Regions from separate parts of the Homo sapiens genome. Here region 1 is linked to region 2. Evidence: read pairs that join two places in POLR2A ChIA-PET (ENCODE). Cell type or tissue: OCI-LY7. All regions are shown on one strand.

What was found. Peaks named below come from ENCODE experiments on the same cell type or tissue, not always from the same donor. Only the 100,000 strongest peaks of a DNase experiment are listed, where the experiment ranks them.
Region 1: POLR2A ChIA-PET joins it to region 2 with 9 read pairs; 3 of 35 experiments call an interaction of 5 or more read pairs at or near these places.

Annotation. Positions count from the first base shown.
Region 1 is chr10:67,719,978-67,722,477 of GRCh38, forward strand. It overlaps a transcript of CTNNA3 not described here. Among named protein-coding and RNA genes, the nearest start is that of CTNNA3, 25 kb to the left of the region's middle. In OCI-LY7, no CTCF peak of the experiment used is centred here; no DNase peak of the experiment used is centred here.
Region 2 is chr10:67,771,654-67,774,153 of GRCh38, forward strand. No RefSeq gene overlaps it. Among named protein-coding and RNA genes, the nearest start is that of TRS-TGA1-1, 8.4 kb to the left of the region's middle. In OCI-LY7, no CTCF peak of the experiment used is centred here; a DNase peak (open chromatin) is centred at 1,468; H3K4me3 peaks cover 632 bases; H3K27ac peaks cover 2,058 bases.

The DNA of each region.
Region 1 (2,500 bases), 52 kb before region 2:
GTGCTCCTGTGTTGTTTGCATATACATTCGGAATAGTTAGCTCTTCTTGTTGCATTGATCCCTTCACCATTATGTAATGCCCTTCTTTGTCTTTTTCGTATTTTTATTGGTTTAAAGTCTGTTTTATCAGAGACTAGGATTGCAACCCCTGCTTTTTTTTTTTTTTTTTTTTTTTGCTGTCCAATTGCTTGGTAAATATTCCTCCATCCCTTTATTTTGAGCCTATGTGTGTCTTTGCACGTGAAATGGGTCTCCTGAATGTATTCAGGTGTATTCACACTGATTGGTCTTGACTGTTTATCCAATTTGCCAGTCTATGAGGCTATTGAGTCTATTGAGTCCAATTGCCAGTTAATTGAGGCGTTTAGCCCATTTACATTTAAGGTTAATATTGTTATGTGTGAATTTGATTCTGTCATTATGATGCTAGCTGGTTATTTTGCCTGTTACTGATGCAGTTTCTTCATAATGTCGATGGCCTTTACTATTTGGTATGTTTTTACAGTAGCTGGTACCAGTTGTTCCTTTCCATATTTAGTGCTTCCTTCAGGAGCTCTTGTTACGCAGCCCTGGTGGTGACAAAATCTCTCAGCATTTGCTTGTCTGTAAAGGATTTTATTTCTCCTTCGCTTATGAAGCTTAGGTTGGCTAGATATGAAATTCTGAGTTGAAAATTCTTTTCTTTAAGAATGTTAGCTGGGCATGGTGGCTCATGCCTGTAATCCCAGCACTTTGAGAGGCTGAAGTGGGCAGATCACCTGAGGTCGGGAGTTCAAGACCAGCCTCAACAACATGGTGAAACCCTGTCTCTACTAAAAATACAAAAATTAGCCGTGTGTAGTGGCCAGCACCTGTAGTCCCAGCTACACGGGAGGCTGAGGCAGGAGAATTGCTTGAATCTGGGAGGCGGAGGTTGCAGTGAGCCGAGATCATGCCACTGCAATCCAGCCTGGGTCACAGAGTGAGACTCCGTCTCAGAAAAAAAAATGTTGAATATTGGCCCCCACTCTTCTGGCTTGAAAGGTTTCTGCAGAGAGATCTACTGTTAGTCTGATGGGCTTCCCTTTGTGGGTAACCCAACCTTTCTCTCAGGCTGCCCTTAATTTCTTTTCTTTCATTTCAACCTTGGTAAATCTGATGACTGTGTATTATGTGTCTTAGGGTTGCTCTTCTCAAGGAGTATCTCTGTGGTGTTCTCTGTATTTCCTCAATTTGAATGTTGGCCTGTCTTGCTAGGCTGGGGAAGTTCTTCTGGATAATATCCTGAAGAGTGTTTTCCAGCTTGGTTCCATTCTCTCCATCAGTTTCAGGTACACCAATCAAACTTAGGTTTGGTCTTTTCACATGGTCCCATATTTCTGGAGGCTTTGTTCATTCCTTTTCATTTTTTTTTCTTTAATCTTGTCTTCACGCTTTATTTCATTAAGTTGATCTTCAATCTCTGATATCCTTTCTTCCACTTGATTGATTTGGCTATTGATACTTACGTATGCTTCACAACGTTCTCGTGCTGTGTTTTTCAGCTCCATCAGGTCATTTATGTTCTTCTCTAAACTGCTTATTCTAGTTAGCAATTCCTCTAACCTTTTTTCAATGTTCTTAGCTTCCTTGCATTTGGTTAGAACATGCTCCTTTAGCTTGAAGGAGTTTGCTATTACCCACCTTCTGAAGCCTACTTCTGTCAATTCATGAAACCCATTCTCCATCAAGTTTTGTTCTTTTGCTGGCGAGGAGTTGTGATCCTTTGGAGGAGAAGAGGCCTTCTGGTTTTTGGAATTTTCAGCCTTTTTGTGCTGGTTTTCCTCATCTTCATGGATTTATCTACCTTTGGCCTTTGATGCTGGTGACCTTCAGATGGGGTTTTTGTGTGGATGTCCTTTTTGTTGATGTTGATGCTATTCCTTTCTGTTTCTTAGTTTTCCTTTTAACAGTCAGGACCCTCTGCTGCAGGTCTGCTGGAGTTTGCTGGAGGTCCACTCCAGACTCTGCTTGCCTGGGTATCACCAGCGGAGGTTCAGTTGGAAATGCAGAAATCACCCACCTTCTATGTTGGTCTTGCCGGGAGCTGCAGACTGGAGCAGTTCCTATTCAGCCATCTTGCCAGCCATGGTAAGTTAAAACTTTTAACAATCTCAATGGTTCCCCTTGTTCATATACAAAATCAGTATTTTATCTCAGATACTAGTGCAAACACTAAGAACCAAATTTTTAGAATTCAGCATTAGGGTTTACATCTAGCAGAATTTCACAGGATCTCTGACTATTAGTTTGGGAATAGTTCAGAGAAAGGCTGATAGGGAAGGTGAGAGACAGATCAAAGGGGTTAGGAGAGGATTGTTTCAGTAGTACTAGGCCAGCTCTAGTTTTTGTTCCCCTTTTTCTATAGAAGGTGAGGCAAAGCATGAATCATATGTCATGAAGTTTTTGCTATCCTCCTTGCTCTCCTTGAATTTTAACAGATATCTAAAGGCAATCAAATATACAAACAATTCACAGCTAC
Region 2 (2,500 bases):
ATTTGAGACACAATTATCAAAACATTTGTTCAGGCCAGGCGCAGTGGGTTCCACCTGTAATCCCAGCAGTTTGGGAGGCCAAGGCAGGCAGATCACTTGAGGTCAGGAGTTTGAGACCAGCCTGGCCAACACGGTGAAACCCCGTCTCTACTAAAAACACAAAAACTATCTGGACATGGTGTCGCATGCCTATAATCCCAGCTACTCGGAAGCTGAAGCCAGAGAATCTCTTAAACCTGGGCAGTGGAGGTTGTAGTGAGCCAAGATTGTGCCACTGCACTCCAGCCTGGGCAACAGAGCAAGACTCAGTCTCAAAAAAAAAAAATTGTTCAGCACACGAACTTTAGACACATTTTATCTGACACCACAAGTCATTCCAAGAGATGAATATACACAGTATCCCTCTGAAAGCTACTTGTCTTCCAGATGTAAAGACATCTGTCTCCATCATTGGAGACAGAATGCTAGTGTTTTGAAATAACCTGTGCTTAGGATGTTGGAGCACAGAAATGCTGCACTTAATTTTGGTACCCACCTCTAGTGCAGGGATTAGTTAGCAACTTTTTCTACAGGTCAGCCAGTAAATATTTTAGGTGTTGCAGGCCATATGGTTTCTGTTGCAACTACTCAACTCTGCCTGTGTATCACAAAAGCAGCCATAGATAATCTGTAAACAAATGAGTGTGACTGTGTTCCAATAAAACTTTATTTACAAAAACAGTGGGCTGGATTTGGCCTGTGGCTATAGTTTATTTCTGCTCTAGAGGACTCTCCTCACTATAATAAAAAAAGTTCTTCCCAGGTTATCACTGTGAAGATATCATTAAGTGGGACACTGTCAAGAGGCTGGTTGACGTTTCACTAGTTCTTCCTGGTTTATACACATCCAAGAAATCTCATTATTTCCATTAACACAAAGATACCAAGAAAGGACATGAATGTTTTTTAAGATCATTTTATCTCAGTACATCAGAATGGCCCAAATCCTTCCAGAATCCTCTCATGTACACTGGGATTGTCTGCTCCACTTGACAGCAGATGGGGTGCAGGTCCTGGAAATGCTTACCTAGTTTCTCCTTTCTCTGTAGTTAGTACTGTATCTGCTGTTGTAAACAAAGCTTTTCAGCCCTTGAGCATGTTAAGATGTAACCTGAAACCAGGTTTGCAAGTTTATTTGTGAAGTAATTTGAAGGAATAGGAAGAATTTGAAGGAATAGGAAAAACAGAGACTTTGAAGTCAGAGCAACCAAGCATCAAATATAGGCTCCTTCCCTTTCTTGCTATGTAACTTTGGGCAGTTTGCATAACCTCTCTGAGCCTTAATTTCCTTATCCACTAAGTGGTAATAATAATTACTTCTACCTCATGGCATTGTCAGCAGTCACTGCCATTTTCTAAGTTCTAACCACAGGTCAGGCACTGTGATGAGTGTTCATTCATTTAACATCCAAAACAGACCACAGCTAGTTTATAGATGAGGAAGTGAAGATGAGATCACATGCTGGTATTCTCTTCCCCTTTTCACCAGAATGGGTCCCTCATAGAGGTATCTGCAACCAACTCAAGGGAGCCACTGGACAGGGATAAAAAAAGGCCATTTGACTCATGTTATTGAAGGAGTGGAATGTTCTTTGCTCTTTTGTCTCTCTGAGCTGGATAAAGGGAGGAACAAGTTCCCTGGGAGTTGATGTACAAAGCTGCCCAGAGTTGACTCTAGCTGAGGATGTGTTTGGGACTGCATGAGGCCATCTCTGAGAGGCTAACAGCAGCTGCTCTGACATTCTCTCTGATCTAGGCCTTTTTTTTTTTTTTTTTTTTGGTGCCTATTATAGCTCATGATTGGTTTTACAATATAATTCCCCAGCCTGTGTAACATTCATCATTCCAGATTCAGCTCTGAACACTTTTTAAAAAATATATATCAACTGCATGATATGTGTCAATGACCCCTGAATATGAGATATTCTATCCTTGAAAGGAAAGACTTGGAGGAGCCTTCTCTCCTGGCATCCCTGGACTGCGTAAGGCTGTTTAGTCACCATCACCATTGCCTCTTTTTTTTTTTTTTTTTGTGAGAAGGAGTTTTGCACTTGGTGCCCAGGCTGGAGTGCGGTGGCGCAAACTCTGCCTCCCAGGTTCGAGCAATTCTTCTGCCTCAGCCTCCCAAGTAGCTGGGATTACAGGCATGCACCACCACGCCCGGCTAATTTTGTATTTTTAGTAGAGACAGGTTTTCACCATGTTGGCCAGGCTGGTCTCGAACTCCTGAACTCAGGTGATCTGCCTGTCTCGTTCTCCAAAAGTGCTGGGATTATAGGCGTGAGCCACCATGCCCAACCACCATGGCCTCTTTCTAGACACCGTTCTGACCACCACTCTCTCCTGCCCGCAGACGTCCAGTAGGTGGCTGGCAGAGTAAAGGCCAAGCTTCCCAGTTTCATTCACAAGGCCCTTCATAATTTGGCCCTAACATCTTTTCAACTTTGTCTCATACTACTGC